Regions from separate parts of the Homo sapiens genome. Here region 2 is linked to region 1. Evidence: chromatin loops called from intact Hi-C (ENCODE). Cell type or tissue: PC-3. All regions are shown on one strand. Links, peaks and the distances in the headings refer to the core of each region. The heading gives the core; the rest is flanking DNA.

Evidence for each region. Hi-C counts contacts between places; a loop is a spot of excess contacts. Peaks named below come from ENCODE experiments on the same cell type or tissue, not always from the same donor. Only the 100,000 strongest peaks of a DNase experiment are listed, where the experiment ranks them.
Region 2: a loop joins it to region 1, with 2.1 times the contacts of the local background. A loop is called at or near these places in 6 of 110 quality-filtered maps.

What each region holds. Positions count from the first base shown.
Region 1 is chr11:93,933,755-93,943,663 of GRCh38, forward strand. It overlaps the pseudogene LOC101060084. Among named protein-coding and RNA genes, the nearest start is that of HEPHL1, 83 kb to the right of the region's middle. In PC-3, for the core only: no CTCF peak of the experiment used is centred there; a DNase peak (open chromatin) is centred at 5,827; H3K4me3 peaks cover 660 bases; H3K27ac peaks cover 2,500 bases.
Region 2 is chr11:94,131,561-94,141,469 of GRCh38, forward strand. All of the region lies in intron 1 of PANX1 (pannexin 1), which reads left to right. Among named protein-coding and RNA genes, the nearest start is that of PANX1, 7.7 kb to the left of the region's middle. RefSeq lists enhancers at 1,673-2,172, 4,723-5,017. In PC-3, for the core only: no CTCF peak of the experiment used is centred there; DNase peaks (open chromatin) are centred at 3,781 and 4,641; H3K4me3 peaks cover 1,527 bases; H3K27ac peaks cover 1,739 bases.

The DNA of each region.
Region 1 (9,909 bases), core at 4,425-6,924:
GAGGCCTCCCCAGCCATGCGCAACTGTGAGTCCATTAAACCTCTTTCTTTTATAAATTGCCCAGTCTCAGGTGTGTCTTTATCAACAGTGTGAAAATGGACGAATACACCTTCTAAATGTTGAAGTCACCCATGCCTTAGGCCTTGAATATTTTCTGTCTATTTACAGTCACTCACCAGGTGATCTCTTCTAGTTTTGACTTTAAATTTATTCTATAATCCAGATTTACATTTCCATCCCAACCTTTCCCCTACTTTCCAGACACACATTACCAACTGCCTATGTATCATTTCTCCATGGATGCAATAGGATCTCAGACTTGACATTCCTGAAACCCAACTTTTCATCACTCTCCCAATCTCTAAGCCTGCTTCTCCTCCACGATCCTCCATCTCTTTAAATGGTGCCGCAATTCGTCTAGATGCCCATGTCAAAAAGCCTTGGAATCATCCTTGACCTTCACCTCTCACATCTAAATCATCTGTAAACCCTATGGGTTCTACCTTCAAAGTATATCCAGAACCTAACGTTTTCTCACCTCCTCCATTGCTCCACCCTACCTTACCTGGATTACTTTAGTAGTGTCCTAACTGGTCTTGTGTTTCCACTGTTGGCATCCTTCATTCTATTCTCCACAGAATAGCCAGACTGGGCTTTTAAAACTGTAAATCAGAGAAGTAGAAACAAACATGGTGAACCCTATGGTTACCCCAGACTGCTGCCTGGGAGCACTTTCTGAACTATAGTGTGGGAAGGGAGAATCCAAGCAGTCTTACTGAGCTGAGGAGAGATTGAAGTTTGAAGAGGCTGAAGCAGCTACAATTTGCAAGGCAGACTAATGAGGAGGAGAATTAAGCCACACAGAGCAAGAAATTGCATAGTGGTCTCCTTGAGTGTGTTGCTGAATAACAAACTATGCCCTCACAGAATATAATTCCAAGAGGCCAGGCAAAGAATGACTGGAGTCCTAGAATCTGAATAATTTCCAGAGCTTACATAGGGCTAGAAGATGGTTGTGTTCTAATCAGCAAAGGGCAAGTACTATTGAATTCCTGGTGCGTTCAGTGAAGACTTCAAAAGTACGATGCCTTAGTTGTGGGGCTGTCCCAGCCCTAGAGTATAGGTTCCTTTCAATACCCTCTAACAAAACTTAACAACAAGACTCAAAAGGATGAGGCTGGACTTCAAGTGACTTGCCTACCTGCCAGGAAAATAATGACTCTTTTTATAGAGCAAAATTCAACACTCAACAATCTAGCTTCCAGATGAAAACTACTAGACGTGCCAAAAATAGGAAAATGTGAACCAGAGCTCTTTTAGGGCCTTTGTATTTGGTCTTCTCTCAGCTGAGAACTCTCTTCCCTCAGATGTCTGTCTGCACAACACCTCAATTCATTTGAGTATCTATTCAAATATTTTCCTTAGAGAAGCCTTCTCTGATATATAAAATTATCACCATCTGTCAATCTTAATTCCCTCCTGCTATTTTTTCTTATTCATAGCATTTAGTCATTAGATTGTAAATCTCTTTGATATGTATTTGTTTGACATGTACTGTATGTAATGTGCACTCAGAAACACTTATTGCGTGATTGAATGAATATAAAACAATATTTAGTTTTCTTTGGGTAAGGCTAAACATTTACGTTACCTAAATTTCTAGTAAATGCCACCAGAATTTGTGTGTGTGTGTGTGTGTGTGTGTGTGTGTTTTAAAACTGAATTTATTTCCTTCTCCTAGACTTCTACTCTTTCTGGCTTACCTGTATTAGTAGCATCTCCAGCCAACTCCTTCTTTATCTTGCTTTCCAGTCAGCCATCACCCTTGCCAGTTCTGCTTCTGTAAGATCTGTCAGTCTCTCCAAAACCAACCACTTTACTTCCCTACTTACAACTATTGCCTCTTCACAATAAAGTCTGACATCCTTAACATCACAAGCATAGGATGGCATGGCTTTGCATGTATTCTGTGTATTGCTAGCTGGCTGAGGTGATGGAAAAACAGAGTAAAGGCATCCCATTGACTGTGGGTTGTCATTCTCTCTTGTCCTTTGGCCTCTTATGGCTAAACTGAACATTCTATAAAGGAAGAAATCCAGGCTAACAATGACAGTACAGTGTACTAAGTGCCATCGTAAAGTCAATACTGAATGTTCCACAGGAAGCAAAGAAAAAGATGCTTGACTATGATTGGCAGGGAGACGTTGGAGGAAATGATGCTCACGGCAAACCTTAAGGGATGAGCAGGAGCTTAGCAGGTGGTCAAGGTGAGAAACCGGCATTCTGGGCTGAACAAACAGCATAGTGCAGGTGTACAGAGGTGTCAGATGACAGGGTTTTATATGCCCTGCAGGTGAATCTAGATATATTCTGAGGGCAGTGAGGAATCACTGCAGGGTTTTAGAATCAGATTTATGTGCTTCAAGAATACTTTGGCAACAATTTTTTGGATGGCTTTAGCGGGGGACTGGAGGTAGAAAACCATTAGGAGACCACTGCAATAGTCCAGGCAAGAGACAAAGGGCAGAAATAATACCACTAGCTAACATTATTTTGAGCTATGTGCCAGGCACATAGTAGGTTCTCATTTTGTTTAATTTCATTTTATCCTAACATTCCTATGAGGTGGAGAAACTGAGCAGTTTGCCCACAGTCACACAGTGAGTGGTGAAGCTGAGTCAGAAATTCAGGTAATGACCCCAGAGCTTGTGGTCCAAACAGCACAGAGGATGGATTTTAGAGTGTTTAGGGACATTAAGTAATTAAAGGATAAGATCTCATTTCCCTCCCAGAACAGTCTAGCTCAGAGTCCTTAGTTTGGCTTGTGGGAGATTCATTAGGGGCCAACCCACCTTCCCTGGGGATAGAGCACGTAAGTCAGGCCATGAGGGCTGTGGCTGGGCTGGTTTGTTTCCTCTGAGCTTTGCTTGCTTTGCTCTGCTGGATTTGAATTATGAGAGTGACTGGCAGGCTGATGCCAGCATGATGCGTGAAAAACACTCTCCAAATTGGAAAGAATTTTCCTTCTGGGCTAAGCTGAGAGCACATGTTGCTCATTGGCAGATCCTGAAAATCCCAGCATTCAGAGATTTACCAGCGTTCTCTGTAAAGCAAAGCAGATGCCTCTGTGTCTGTCCTGTGAAGGGCTATGTGAGAGGAAAATGAGTTCCCATGCCTTACCTGCTCACCAACAACGTAGGTTTTAAAGGCAAAGGAACAAAAAGAGTTCAAGTTTGTATCTCCCAGATCATTTCTACCTAATAGAAATGTGAGTTAATTGTAAGCTTTAAACTTAGACACACTCATTGCCTATTAGGGGTGACTATTTTATTACACATTGTTTGTCAAAAGAGATGCATTTCTATTCCTTTTGCAGTCGAATGAGGCAGGAGCAAGGCAAGCAGGTAACCTTGCTCTTTGAGGATTCCTGCAACTGTCTGAGAAAGCTTTGGCAGTTCTGGTGTGCACGCGACTGACATGCAGGTCTCTTGAGCGTGATGACATTTTTGGGACCTACCTTCTAGAACCTACTGGATTTGCTGTGTCTTGCAGCATAAGTTCACTGCCTCTCTAACTAAATAAAAGTTAAATAAATAGTTAAAATTTAAAACTTGACAGGGTGCAGTGGCTCATGCCTGTAATCCCAGCACTTTGGGAGGCTGAGGCGGGAGGATTGCTTGAGCTCAGGAGTTTGAGACCAGCCTGAGCAACACAGAGAGACCCCATCTCTACAAAAAGTAAAAAGAAAAAAAAATTAGCTGGGCATGGTGGTGTGCACCTGTGGTCCCAGCTACTTGGGAAGCTGATGTGGGAGAATTGCTTGAGATCGAGAGGTGGAGGTTGCAGTGAGCCAATATCGTGTCACTGCACTCCAGCCTGGGTGACAGAGTGAGATCCTGTCTCAAAAAATAAAAGAATAAAAAATTAAAATTAAAATTAAAAAAATTAAAACTTACAAAAAGTTTCATTGATGGCGTTTTCATCATGTTTAAACTTCCGGATCTCAAAGAAGTTAGGTGTCTGATCAAAGCCACCTTATTTGAGAGGTCTTCCTGACCACTGAACACAAGCACCAATATTCCTTGGGCCTTCTCACACCAGTACTCTTTAACTCAGTTGTCCTTATTGATTTTTCTTCAGGACACATATCAGCACCTAATAAATATGTTGTTTGTCATCCATTTCTCCTTATAAAATAAAAACTACATGGGGGCAGGGACTTGATTTTGTTCACTGCTCTATGCTCAGTATCTAGAATGGTTCTTGGCACATAGTAGATGCTCAACAAATATTTATGGAATGATTGAATAAGTAAACTCCTAGTCTATTTCCAACAATAGTCTAATGTGTATTTAGAGTTCATGCTGATCCTCAAGTTGCATACTCAAAATCTTTGCATTTTACTCATCTCTTTCTCATATCTAGCTGACTGCTGTACATTGCAAAGTTATAGCACTTCTCACATGTGGCAGAATTTTCTTTGATTTTGAGAATCATTTGTATTGTCAAATGCCTCAGACATTAGGATGTATAGTATTTGTTCTTTCCTTATCACTTTCAACCTCCTTTTTAATGGCTACTTTTGTTTCCATTGTAAGGATGCTCTTCTTAATTGTTGTAGTAGCATTTTGGGAGGTCAAGGCAGAGGATCACAGGAGCCCAGGAGTTCGAGACCAGCCTGGGCAACATAGTCAGACCTCATCTCTGCTAAAAATTTAAAAAATTAGCTGGTCATCATGGTGCATTTCTGTAGTCCCAGTTAGTAGGTGGCTGAGGCAGGAGGAGCGCTTGAGTCTGGGAGGTCAAGGCTACAGTGAGCCATGGTTGTGCCACTGGACTCCAGCCTGGGTGACAGAGCAAGACCCTGTCTCCAGGAAAAAAAAATTAGTTATGGTAAATCCTTACAACCATCCTAGCGTAGGGAATGTGCCCTTACAATATGGTGGAGGGCAAAAGGATGCTCATACCATGTTTGGGTCAAGGGCACTTTGGCACCAGGGTTCAGCTTAGCTTTGTGTGAGTGTTCATCCATTGAAATTCACAGGTAGAAGGGCTTCTCTACTCCCAGGTCTGCCTGTGTTACCCCACTGTCCCAGTCACTGGCCCCCTTAGGGTGGCTCTCAGAGGCCCTGCCAGCTCCTGCTTCCTCCCTTTGCCCCTGCTGTTCCTTCTGCCTGGACAACCTCTCTTTCCCACGTATCCAGTTCAAGTCCCTGTTGTCCAAAGCCCTTCCCTTACTGCTCCAACCACATCACGGTACCCTCGAATTCCTTTCTCTGTACTGGTCTTTCTCTCTTCATCTAAGTGACCAGCAGTGAAATTCCACAGAAGAAACCTTTGACTTGGAGTCAAAAGTTCAGATTTGAGCCTTGTATCTGCCTCATATCAGACAGCCATCTCTGAGCCTCAATTTCCTCCTCAGTAAATTCTGACAACTATTTGCACTTGGAAGACATGACAAGGCCGTTTCAGGGTCAGGTATGATCATGTAGGAAATAAGCTTTGGAGATGATTCAGCGTATGCAAAGATCCCAGACATAATCATTATAGGATTTTTTATGCTTCATCTAGAACAGCGTGGCCCTTACTAAGAACATATAAATCCCAGTGATGCTGGTGGCAAGTGACAGAGTACATTTTAACTACAGTTGCAAAATGAAATCCTGCTCAGAACTGGCTTTGTTCCCTTTTGGGATTTCCACATTTGGGAAAGGGTGATCAAAGAGAGGAAGAGAAAAAGAAGGAAGCTGACGTTTTACAGAGCTGTGCATTCAGTTTGTGTAAGCTACTTTGGATAATCACATTTCCTGATTGCCTTTGTGGGTTTGGAACATTCAGTCATTTGTTCTTACGTTTAGTCATCCACTGAACATTTATTGAGAGTTTATTATGCCCTGGGCACTGTGGATACAGAGATGAATAAGGAGATGAATAAGGCACATGCCTGCAACCCAGCCAGGTTGAGGGAGCTGGCATGTGACCAACAAGATGGATGCAGCAATTAAGATATGTCTAGGGAACAGAAGGGGCACCTAGCTCAAACCAGGGACCAGCAATTATTCTCAGGGCATTGTTTGCATGGAAGGTAAGACGGCATACACTGGGCATATGACTGCATGTAGTAGGGTAAGAAAACATCCAATACAAAGGAATCCATTAGATGACATGGCTGTATTCCTGAACTCATGTTCTCAGCCACTCTACAGCCAAATATTAGCCTGTCAGGGGTCTGATGGCGTGGTGCGTTTCCATGACGTAATTTCTTTAGACCACTCTCAGCATACTGCCTTGGAGGAAGGGGCCAAATCAGTGTCCCTCACATAAAGGGCCCTGTGTTTCTCCACTGTGTTTTGCTCACTCTAGCCATCTGTGGGTAGGGCCACTGCTCAGACAGTGATACTCAGACACAGGAAGACTTGGTTGAGTCTCTCTCTATTTTTGAATGATTTCAGGTTTCCTAGACTTCTGCTTGAGTAGACTGGGAAACTCAAAGCCTTAGTCAAGGAAACCAATTTTTTTTCTTTTTCTTTTTTAATTAGCTTTTTATTTTAGAATTACAAAAATGTTGCAAAGATAGCACAGGGAGTTTCCATATACCCCTCACCCAGTTTTCCCTTACTGTGAGCATCAGACATTACCACTTGTCACAACTAAGAAATCAGCGTTGGAATATTTCTATTACCTGAATTCCACATTTTATTCACATTTCACCAGTTTTCCCACTAATGTTCTTTCCTGTTCCAGGATCCCATCCAGGATATCACATTATGCTTAATTGTCATGTCTCCTTAGGTTCCTTTAGGCTATGACAGTTTCCCAGCTTGTCCTTGTTTTTGATGACCTTGACAGTTTTGAGGAGTGCTGGTCAGATGTTTTGTAGAATGTCCCTCCATTGGGTTTGTCTGATGTTTTTCTCATAGCTAGACTGGGGTCATGGGTTTTGGGAGGAAGACCACAGAGGTGAAGCTAACATAGTTGTATTCCATTCACATCATTTCAGTGGTACATGCTATCAACATGGCATTGCTACGGATGTTAATCTTTATCACCTGGCCTAGGTGGACCTTTCTAGTTTTTGTCACTGTAAAATGACTTTCCTCCCACTTTCTATACTCTCATTCTTTAGAAGTGAGTCATTAGGTGCACTCCATACTCAAAGGGATGGGGGAATTAAATTCTATTTCCTAGGAATCTACATAAATTATTTGGAATTCTTCTGTGAGGAAGATTAGCCTTCCCATTTATTATTTATGTAATTATGTACTTATATCAGTATGCAGTTATAAATATTTATTTTATATTTATTTACACATAACATTGCTTTATCTGTTTTGTTGCTCAAATGGTTTCTGCTTTGGCCATGGGGAGATACTTTAGGTTGACCTCTGTTTCCTTTTGGCATGCCCCCACCCTTTTGGTTTTTGAGCACTTCCTTACTTTCAGACACAAGATGCTTCAAGCTCATCTTGTATTCTTCATCCCCATCTACAAAGATCTGTTTTTCACTCCCATGACATTTCTGACACCAACTGTGTGTTTTTTTCTTCCCTACTCTAACCAGTTCTCTAACACTAGCAAAGGTGCCCCACAATTCAGTTCGGTTCTGACACTATCTACTTGGAGTTAGAGTCAGATTCTGAAGTTCAAGGCTCAGTCCACAAGGCTTCCTCCACTTCAAACACCAATTGCAAGTCCAGGCCTCCTGTACTTCTGACTAACCTGCTATAAATTGGGGGTTCCCACCACTCTGTCCTCTGAGCCACCTTCACGGCTTGTCTCATTAAGCTTCTGAGGGCCTCCTGAGGAATCCAGCTGAATAGTGTTCAGCTTTTTGGTTATTATTTGCCACTTAGCAGTTTTTAAGATCAGAGATATGATCTAGTGCCACCACAGGAGATTTGCTTTGGGAAAGAGTCTATGAGATGTAGCTGTGGCTGGTGAAAAAGCACTGGCCAAGTCTAGAACTATATAAAAAGGGTTATGTACCATAACCAAATGGAACTTATCCCTGGACAGACCTCCGGGAAAACAGTTTACTCACTATTGTCAGTTTATTATAAAGGCTACAACTCAGGAAGAGCAGCATAGATGCAGAAGGCAAGGCATGAAGATGGGGGTGCGAGGCTTCCATGCACTCCCCAAGCTGCACCTTGATGTGTTCACCAGCCCAGGAGCTCTCTGAACCCAGTTGAAAAAACTGTTTTTTTTCAACCCAGGTTTTTTCTGCAGTCTCTATTTTGTAGGCATGATCTATTACATCATTGGTCACTGGTGATTAATCAATCTCCAGCCCTGGAGGTCAGAGGGTGTGGCTGAAAATTTCAACCATCTAATCACTGGCTGATCTTCTGGTAACCAGTTCCCATCCTGAAGCTATGTATGGGCCCACCAAGAGATACCTCATCAGCATAAACTCAAGTATGGTTAAAAGGGGCTTCTGAGGAAAAGTAAATGATGCTCCTCTCACTCCTGTCACTCAGGAAATTCCAAGCGTTTTAGACTCTCTTGTGTCAGGAACCAGGAACAAATACCAAATATTATTTAAAAAGGCACTCTTCTCACCCCATCACTTAGGAAACTTTAAGGGTTTAGGAGCTCTGTGCTAGGAACCTGGGATGAAGGCCAAATATATATTTCTTATTATGTCACAATATTACACCATCGCTAGAATCAAGATTGTGTTCTTCAAGGAGTCCTGGTTTTTTTTTTTTTTTTTTTGGAGAATGGCAGTAGAGTTCAAGATTTTGGCTCTGGGTATGCTCATTGGTACTGAGGTATAACTGTTTCTAGTTTTTGCAGCAGACAGAGCTAGGAAATATAGGTATGTATGTATAATCATGCATACACACATATATATATTTCTATATCTATCCATCTGTATCTATGTTAAGCTAAATGTGAGTTTAGATTGATGTCTCTGACTCTGATCTATCACCACATGGACTCCTTCTAGCCTTGTCTCTGCTTATCTGTAACTTCTTCTTCTAACAGTGAGAACACTGGCTCTCACCATCCATCATTCAACCCTAGTATACATGTATAGCAATTTCATAATTCTTAACTTATACCCCTGTGAGAAGCAACTTTAAAGTACAGTGTTTGTATACAATTTCCTTTGTCTCTAGCCTTACAATTTCCAACATTTTCCAAATTTTCAAAGCCAAAACATAATTTTCCAAATTTTCTAAAGCTACTTATATTAGCTTTAATTTTCCCCCCACTCCCTACTGTGCATCTGCCTCTTTTAAAATTATTTTCTACCCACTTGGCTTGAAAGAAATACTGGATGTTGGTTTGTCAATGCGCCTTTGAACCATGATATTTCCCTCAAGTCAGTGTCACGACTGTAAGAGCCTTTCACCAGGCTTGGCAGACAGATGAATCTTTTAGATAATTTTGCTTAATTAGAAAAATCATATGTTTATAAAAGTCATTTTTGCTTATTCTAGACAACATGGGAATTTTTATACTATGCACACAGTGTATAGGGTAAAATGGAAAGATTTTTCAAATGCACTAATGAAAGATATTCTTAACACTTCCAACAGCACATGTATCACATTATAGGCACACTGTTGTATCCCGATATAAAATTGTTATAAACATACAGAATGAGAGTTGGAAAACAATATCAGTCAACTCTGGTCTGGAAAACATGTGGTTTCTTTTGAGTGTTAAATTAAACTAAATTTGACCTGAGGATGTCTCCATACAGGAGTCTTCACATAACAAACTGCAGCCTAACTTCATACATAAACTAACTGGAAGCCTAATTTAGGAATATACTTTTGTAACATATAGCTGAGTCTCAGCCAATCATAGCAGCTGAGAGCTTCATTCAATCACAGGCGGTCAATTGTTCAGACCAAGTTCAAATAAGGCAAACCCCAAGCAGTAACCAATCAGGCT
Region 2 (9,909 bases), core at 2,284-4,783, 200 kb after region 1:
TGAGCTCCAGGCTGGTGAAGGTTGGCAGGCACTTGGGTGAGGAGCTGTCAAGCAGACTCCCATGTTTTCTGAAGTGTTTTCAGGAGTTCCAGGGGAGGACAGACATGTGGGATGAAGCTAACAGGACCAGGGAAGACCTATTAGATTAGGTATACATTTAGATAAAACCAGAAGAAGGGCTTTTGAGAAGAGGGGAGAGGTACATAGATTAATACATGGAGTTGGTACAGTGGGAGGGATCATGTCATGCAGCATTTAATTTTGTGTAGTTAGTAGTATGCACTCAGCCAAAAACAAACCAAAAAAAAGAACAGCAATAAAGGGAGAATGAAGTAATTGAAATGGAGCTGGCACTTTGCCCACCATATTGGCCAGTGAACTCAGGCCCCGGGAAGACACTGAGATAAGGCCTGCAGACTTAAAACATGGCTTCATCCTTCCTCTGTTGATAATTACTGCTTCCCTCTCTGGTGCTTGGAATACTCTTTTGTTGAACTTAACACAGAGCTTTATAACCTGTCTATGCATGTTTTGCATGGAGATTGAAACTACTCTATAAACATTTGTTGTGAATTAAAGGTGATAGCTTTTGGCATCATCAGACCTTGCTAATTGATTGTTATGTGCATGATGCTGTACCTTGGCAATGGGGTGTCAGACACACGTAGGACATAAGAATCTTTCCTCTGGAAGCACGGTCTAGTAGAGAAGTTGAACGCATAACCCTCCTAATGCAGGATTCATGGAACCTGGGCAGTGTCAGAAGTGTGTACTAAAGCCTGATGCTGTGGAAAGGCAGAAGGAGGGGTTTCTTCTGACTCATGAACAGTGAGAGTTTCAGGGCAGAGTTGGCCCCTGAGGCAGGATTCCAAGTGTGTGGAGCAGTGTTGGCTGAAGCTGAGACGTGTGAGACAACATGTGGCTGCTGGAGCTTTAGTGGCACCGTCACATGGAGAGGTGGGAGCCAAAGTAAGGGTCCAGGGGCTCCACATGAAAGAAGGCATAGCAAATCCCATTGTTTTCCTGTTTGTGTTGGGGGGGTGGTGTGTGTGTGTATAAAATTAGAAACGAGAAAATCAGCTGTAATTACATGTTTTTCCTTTTTCCACCTGTATGATAAACTAGTATATATAAGAATTCATCTCTTTTGATATAAAATCCCCTCAAGCGTAAAATAAATTATATTTTCCAGTTACTTTCCAAAAATTAAATTTTCTGTCAACTGTTGTTTGATAAAATAGGGTTCAAGTTGAAACTTTGTGGCGATTTTTCCTTTAAATAAATGATTTTTTACTTTAAAGAAAATCTATTAAATCAAGAAATGTGCATGGATTGTGCTTTAGATTTAAGAGCAGGTTCTCTGTGGGGGTGGGAGTGTTGTAGGTTAGAGAGAGGGAATGTCCTCATATGATAAAATACTTGGCTTCATATTAAAGGCTTCCGTTTGGTCTTTGGCCTTTTCTCTTAGTAGTTCAGCCCACTGGGCTCCTCTCAGAAAAGAGGGACTGAGCCTGCCTGGGCCACAGAGACCCATGGGCATAGCAGCAGGCTGATCTTTATCAAGCCCTGCTGGGTGCCAGCATGGTGGCTGCAGGTGAAGCGTCCACTCCTCAGAGGTTCTGGCCCCTTCCCTCCCACAGCAGTTCACGCAGGTCCTGCATGGTAGGCACTGGTGTGGGGCTACCTGGGCTGGTGGGGACTGTGTTGGGGACAGAGAGCAGAAGGGACTCTGCCTTGCTCATTCACCAGATCTTGGTCTGGCTGCCCACAATCACAGGTTGAGGGTCACTGCAGAAGTGATGTGGTCTGGAGGGGCATGGCAAGGCTGGTGCCATGGTCAAGGTGGAGGCAACTTTGGTAGTCTTTGCGGCAGCCACTCATTGGTCCAGATGTGCCCTGTGATAGTGAGAATTACAAGCAGAAACCCTCCTGAGGGAGTGGCAAGGAGACTCTTCTGAGTTGTGCCTGGGAGCATTTTGAAGGCTTTTGGACAGTGAGATACTAAGGATTGAATGTAAGAACTAAAATGTGCACCTGTCTGGTTAGGCCTGATACTTCTAGTCAGCCTTTCTAAAATACTGCAGGTGTGCCTCCTCTGAGATTCAGCTGGGTAGGGGGAAAATAAGTGACACACAGCAAAAGACAGTTTAATTGTGAGTTTGGGCTAGAAAGGCTGTGTGGTGGGAGCCAGAGAAGGGAGAATCAGTGGTTTCACCAGCCCTCATTTTTCCTTCCTCTTGTCTTCTACCATGTCTTGCCCTCAACAAGTGCTCCATAGGAATTTAGTGAAGGAAGTGCCAGAGCACACTAGGGAACTCTCCCAGAGTGGCTGTGCTGAGGGAATGGACGGAGTGTTCTGGATAAGGGTCCCAGTTGCTTGGAAGTGCGCCCTCTGAGTGCCATTTAATGATACAAGTGCTGTCCTGGGTCAGGCCTGTCCTGGCCACCTCCCAGACACCTGCCTCTGATGATAGCAGTAAAGGATGCACATCGTCATGATAGGTAAGTTGTCCCACTTGATTTATAAGCTCAGGTTATATTGCGTGTGCCTCAGATTCTTTTTTATGTTATTTTTGTGATGAGGAAGAATCTGTGTTCAGAGTGCAGAATGGTGTACTGTGGAAGAAGGATGAGTGTGATCTGTGTGGCTTGGGTACCCTATGGGTGTCACCTTGTGCAAGCTGCTGGGAGACAGTGCCTTGAGGCCCTTCATTTCTAACACATCTACTCTCAGATGCCTCTAGAAGTGCTGCACATTTCATTGATGGGGGGAGAGGTTTAGGAAATGGCTGGGCGACAGCTTTGTGTAGAATATAAGCATGATTGCATGACGTGACCTTCAAGCTCTGAAATTCTAGAAGTATTTCTCTAAAGTTATGAATTCCCTTAGTGTGCTGCAGTTATGGACTGAATGTTTGTGTCTCCCAACCGCAAAATTCATATGTCGAAGTCCTGATCCCCAATGTGATGCTAATTGGAGATCCCTTTGGGAGGTAATTAGGTTTGGATGAGATTATGAGAGTGGGACCTTCATGATGGGATGCCCTTAGAAAAAGAAGAAATCCCTCTTTCTCTCCCCCCTCCCTCTTCCTCTCCCCCCTCCCTCTTCCTCCTTCTCTCCCTCTTTCCCTCTCTCTCCCACTACCCCCCTTCCTCTCTTCTTCCCTCTTCCTCTCTCCACAAGTGCGGCCACAAGGAAAGGTGTGTGAGCACGCTGGGAGAAGGGGGCCATCTGCAAACTAGGAAAAGAGCTCTCACCAGACACCGAATCTGCTGGTACCTTGATCTTGAACTTCCCAGGCTGTGAGAAAATAACTGTTGTTTAAGCCACCCAGTCTGTGGGATTTTCTTACAGCAGCCTGGTTGAAGACAAAACTATCAACAGACCAGACTCTGAATGGGATTCATGTTTAAGGGGTCTTTTGACAGGGCCTCCTGTGCCCTGCGCTTAGGGCTGTACAAGGCCTGAGGCGTCAGGGGCTGCTTTGATTCCCTGGTGCCTCATGTGGCACATATCCCCTGGGAAGGAGAGCCCGTGTCTCCTGCCAGGATGTTTCTGGCTGGCTGGACCAGGTGGGGAGCTGGGGCAGCCAGTAGTCTACTAGGGAAAGGGTGTCTGGTCAGCCGGGGACCCTGCCTCCCTCACCCACTGACCTCTTAGTGGGCAGCCACCGTTCTGGGTAGAGAAGGACTTAGTCTTTCTGAGTTAGCACTGCTCTTTTGCTATCATTACAGGGCAGGCATTGGGCCAGCCCCAGTGAGTCAAAGGATAGATATAACTGCAGCTGCTTCCAATATAGTTTGCTTGGAGTTCCCCTTTCATTTCCTGCAACTGAGTCAGCGGCTGGGTGGCTTAAGTTATCTGCTCTGTTGTGGCTGAATTTAGACCTGTCTTTGGGAATATCTTCAGGCTGCTTTTTAGCATGTACCAGCTGGCAAAGCAGATCGATTCTTTTCAGGGTTGTCTATCAGAGTGGGCCAATATTTAGGGTCTCATGGCATAGGTCCTATAATAGAACATCTTCAACTCACACTAAACCAAAGAGCCAAGAGAGACTCCTAACCCCTCCAGAAGGATGCATGCTGTCCAGAGAGTCTACTGTTGGATACATGTTTTACTTTGTTAATATTTTTCTTGTACAAGTAGTAGCTAAATACATCATCATGGTAAAGGATTCATAAATCTCTTTCACTATGTGCTGAAGGTAGGTGGACACTTTGTGCAGCCTTATTGCTGTACTTTGTCTGCATTAGCATAACGTGTACACCTTATTTTATTTTTTAAAACAAATCGAGTCATACCATAGTGGCTTGCTTTTTCTCACTTAGTATGTTTGGAGAGCTTTCCGTGCCAGTACATAGGTGTCACCTCACTGTTTTATAATAGAACAGTATTCCATAGCTTAGAATATACTTACAATTCATCTAAGCAGTCCCCTAATGATGGACATTTACTTTCTTTCAAAATTTCTACTCACACATAAAGCTTGTTTGCATGAAAATCTTCGTAAATATTTCTCTCCTCCCAGCATTAAAAGGAAAGGAGACTAGTCGCAGCAGTATCAGTTTCCAGAAGGATGACATCATTTTCCGAATAGTTTTGCATTCCTGCGTTCCTATTTGAAATAAGTGGAAGAAAAAAAAAAACCACTGCCCTGTACACTATCCAGCTCTGACTCCCTCAAAATGTGACTGCATTAGAAGTTTGGAAGAAGCATTTTGATGTGCTCTTGGTTTTAAGAAAGAAAGGGCCTCCTTCAGGGGGTAGAATTGCAACTTTAAGTAGAACTTCATGATACATGTTCTCCTAACACTGTAAGTTTCCTTCCTAACATTTACCATAACTTGAAGTTAGGTAATTACTTGCATACTTATCTGTTGAATACTGTAAGTTCATTTAGGGCAGGGACCATGTGTCCTTAAAACTTGATACATATCGGCCGGGCGCGGTGACTCATGCTTGTAATCCCAGCACTTTGGGAGGCCGACGTGGGCGGATCACGAGGTCAGGAGATCGAGACCACGGTGAAACCCTGTCTCTACTAAAAATACAAAAAATTAGCCAGGTGTGGTGGCGGGCGCCTGTAGTCCCAGCTACTCAGGAGGCTGAGGCAGGAGAATGGCGTGAACCCGGGAGGCGGAGCTTGCAGTGAGCCGAGATCGCGCCACTGCACTCCAGCCTGGGCGACAGAGCGAGACTCCGTCTCAAAAAAAAAGAAAAAAACTTGATACATAGAAGTATTAGGCAGCTCTCACATTGCTATGAAGAAATACCAGAGACTGGGTTATTTTTAAAGAAAAGTTTATGTGGCTCATGGTTTTGTGGGCTGTACAGGAAACCTAGTGGCTTCTGCTTGGCTTCTGGGGAGGCCTCGGGAAACACAGTCATGGCGGAAGGCAAACAGGGAGCAGGCACGTCTTATATGGCAGGAGCAGGAGCAAGAGAGAATGGGGGGAGGTGCTACACATTTCTAGTGGCTCACACCTGTAATCCCAGCACTTTGGGAGGCCAAGGCGAGCGGATCATGAGGTCAAGAGATCGAGACCATCCTGGCCAACGTGATGAAACTCCGTCTCTACTTAAAATACAAAAATTAGCTGGGTGTGGTGGCGCATGCCTGTAGTCCCAGCTACTTGGGAGGCTGAGACAGGAGAATCGCTTGAACGCGGGAGGCAGAGGTTGCAGTGAGCTGAGATCATGCCACTGTACTCCAGCCTGGCGACAGAGCGAGACTCCTTCTCAAAATATATAGACAGATAGATAAAACCTGAAAATAGGCCTTAGGACCTTCATGGACTCTAGGTTTGGATTAGCAACATCCCTTTAAAAAACCATGCAAACACCTTTTTTCTGCAGCTGGTTGCTTTCTTGGATTGCTTCCTTGTCAAACCCCTAACTGAGGCAGCGAGAGCTTGGTCCAAAGTGGAGAAAGGGAGGCAATTTGGGGGCATTTGCCCTGGCTAAGCTAGGAACTCTGGGCGAGGCAGGCCCCGCTGCATGCTGTGGGGTTTCTGGGGGCAGCAGGGAGACATTAGTTACTTGGGGAGAAGGGGGCCTAAAGAGAATCTACCATCTGCTTGGTACCAGGCACACCTAGTTCTGTGGGGGGTGAAAGGGGTGGTGGGGAGGGGACGCTGTTGTTTTTTAATAAATTCTCTATAAAGCTCACACTCCTTTTTAAAATATAAATATTTATATATGTATATTATATCATTATAAAGATAAAACTTACTGTAGAAAATATGGAAAATACAGAAGAGAAAATAGCAGTACATCTATAATACTACCAGGGATAACTACTATTCTTGAAAAACCAAACACTAAGTCAAGGCCATGTTACCATGTTCCTAAATTGTTGTACATGATTTTTTTTGTTGGCAGTGACATGGAATGTTGTGCACGTGTCAAAATTTAACTGTTTCACAAGTTTTGTAATATAAATAGCATTGTGAAGAACACTCCTGTACATAATAAACCACCTCTCTAAAGATCTCAGTATTTCAAGTGATTGTATAATTCTAATTACAAGGTCAAAGTATACATAGACATTTTTAAGATTTGACTGGTGTGGTTGGGTTGCCCTCTGGATAGACCCCCAATGGATACTTCTCCCCGCAGCTGAAGGAGTGGCTTTCCCCACAGCTGGCAAAAGTTAGTGGATTATCGTCCACAGCTTAATAGGTGAACAAAGGTGTGCCATTGTTTTAAGTCGCATTTATTCAGTTACGGCATTGAATGTTTTTTCGTATGTATTTTTTCCATTTATATAATTCTGTGAATTGTCTGTTCTTATCTTTTGCTTATTTTTCCAAGGGGATGTTGGTTTCTCAATGGGTTTTATTAACTATTTCTATGTTTCAAATATTTTCTAGCTAGCCTTTATTGTATTTTCTTTTCCGGTTGTCCGTTTCCTTTGAATTCTGTTTATGTTAAGCATTTTTGTTTTTTAATTTTTAATTTTTGTTGGTATGTAAAGGTATATATTCATGGGGTATGTGAGATATTTTGACACAGGCATACAATGTGTAATAATCACATCAGGAGAAATTGGGTATCCATCTCCTCAAGTATTTATCCTTCGTTACAAACAATCCAGTTGTACTCTTTCAGTTATCTTAAAATGTAAAATTAAATTATTATTGACTACAGTCACTCTATTGTGCCATCAAATACTGGATCTTATTCATTCTATTTTTATGCCCATTAACCATCCCCATTTCCCCTGACAGCCATCCCTCAGTAACCTTTACAGTATAAGTTTTGATAAGCAGAAGTTATTTTAAGTCATCAAAACTACCCATCTTTTAATTATTTCTTCAGTTGCATTATGATTAGACTGTCATAGCCCATCCTTAGGTCTATCAGTTTTTTAAAATGATCTTTAATGATTTTATTTGAACATTTACCTCTACAGTCTGTTTTGTTCTTTTGGTGCTATAAGTCAAGACTCTAGCTGATAATCCCCCCATTGTCATTTATTGAGGAACCCGTTCGTTATTCATTGATCCTTGATGATTTCCCAATCATATAGTCAACTCAAGTAAGTGAGCCTATTTTTGGGCTGTTTATATTGTTCCACTGGTCTATTAATTTTCATGAAAATACCAGACCATCCATTTTGTCACTGCTTTCATACTGGCTTGTTTTTAGATGTGAGTAGATACCTAGGTAAATTAAAGTTATAAAATATTAGAATCATGACAGGGAAACTGAAGCTCAGCAATCTAAGTGAGTGACTTGCTTGGCACCAATTGTCACATCGCCTTAGCAGATTAATTTCTCATAATATATCAGATATTTAAAAGGCTCTTGAATTATAGGAAGAGCATCATTATCAGCAGGATCCTTACTGGAAACTTGTCAGGCTATCTCACTATTGGACCTTTTAAAATATTGTAGTTATGAGGAACACTATTTTGATATATAATAAATATTTATTTGGTCTTTGGTTTCCCAGCACTCTGCTGATGAGGTCACTGATGGCAGTGGTCTCCTGGATAGCCTTGTGAGCCAGGCTTGTTGCCAAGGGAACCAACTATGTGATTAGAGGGTTGAGACTCTCAGCCCCAACCCCTGACCTCACGGGAGGGGAGAGGGCCTGAAGCCTGAGTTGATCACTAGTGGCTCATGATCTAATCAACCATGCCTGCATAGAAACCCAGGGAGAGGGTTCCGAGGGCATCCACGTTACATCCACGCTGGGAGGGTTGTGCATCCCAACTCCATGGGGACAGAAGCTCCTTCACTCAGGACCCTTCTGAACCTCGCTCTGTGTATCTCTTTACCTGTCTGTTCATTTGTATCCTTTAAAAGATCCTTTTTCGTAAATTGCCAATAGTAAGTAAAGGGTTTGCCTTAGTTTGTAAGTCACTCTAGCAAATGAATGAACCATAGGAAGGGGTTGTAGGAATCCTCAATTTATAGCTGGTTGGTCAGAAGTTCTATTACTGCTGTTCTTGTAATTGTGGGAAGCTGTAATAAATAATGGATGGGCTAAATAGAGTAGAAATGCTTTGAAAAAGATTACAACTTCCAGATCGGTTCAGAAAGTGGTGAATATTTCAGTATGAAGGATAAATAGGCTATACATGGACTTGGTGCTTCAGCTAATGAGACAGGCCCATTCATGGGTACCCCATGGCTGTCCTGGGGTGCTCACTGCATCAGCCCCAGGAGGTCCCCTCACCTTACTGCTGGTGTGGCAGTGGAGGGAGTTTTCCAGGTTAATTTTAATTTGCCAAATGTCTATATATGTCGAAGTTCAGACAGTAAGAGGAAACATTAAAGCCCTGCCCTTTTTTATGGACACACCTCAATCTCAGTTTCTTCCCCAGAGGTAACTACTGTTCCTGTTTAGTGCATATTCTTTTACAGTGCTCATTTTTTTGCAGTTTGCTCATTTATCTTTAATATGTCCCAGAGATATCTTCATGTTAGTGCATGCAGATCTGCCTCATCTTTTTAAATGTGCCACAATTTTCCATCATGTGACTATACCTCAATTCATTTAACCGTCTGTTTATGGGCTAGTATGTTCATTCCACTTTTTCCTACTACAAACAGTGGTTTAATGAACATCCTTGCATGTGCTTCTTTGTGCAGAATGTGTTTCTCTAGAGCCGTGGTTCTCAAACATTTTGGTCTTAGGACCCCTTTACACCCTTAAAATTTCTTGAGAATTCCAAAGAGATTTTGTTGTCTATTGGTATTTATCATATTAGAAATTAAAACTGACAGACTTAAAAATATTTATTAATTGATTTAAAGTAAACCCATTACATGTTCAGGTATAACATATTTTTATGAAAAATAATTATAAAACAAAAACTTAGTAATAAGAATAGCATTATTTTCTATTTTTGAAAATCTACTTAATATTTCATTTCATAGTAGATGACTGGATTCTGGATTCTCATTCATTATGTTGTAATATCCCACATCAGTAGCCCCCAAAACTGCACTGCATACACTCATGAGAGAACGAGAGTAGAAAGGTAAGTAACAACGTAGTATCGTGAACATAGTTTTAATGTCGTGAACCTCCTGAAAAGGTCTCAGGTTTCAGGGTTTCCAGACCACATTTTGAGAACCGTTGTTCTAGTGGGGTTTGAAATCAGAGGGACAAAAGTTGTGCACATTTTAAATTTAAAAGACACTTTCAACTGCCTTCCAGAATACCAGTTTACACTCCCATCACCAATATAGGCCAACCCCGCCCTACTTCTTTACCAATGTTTAATACTTTCAGAGTTTTAAATTTGCCAATCTTAATGGTTAAAATGCCATCTCATTGTTTTAGCTTGTAGTTCCCTATTTACACTGGGATTTCATGAGACACACATTTCTGGGCTCACTGTGACACTTGGCGGTGTCTGGTGACTGCCCCCTCCCTCCCCAGTGCCCACCTT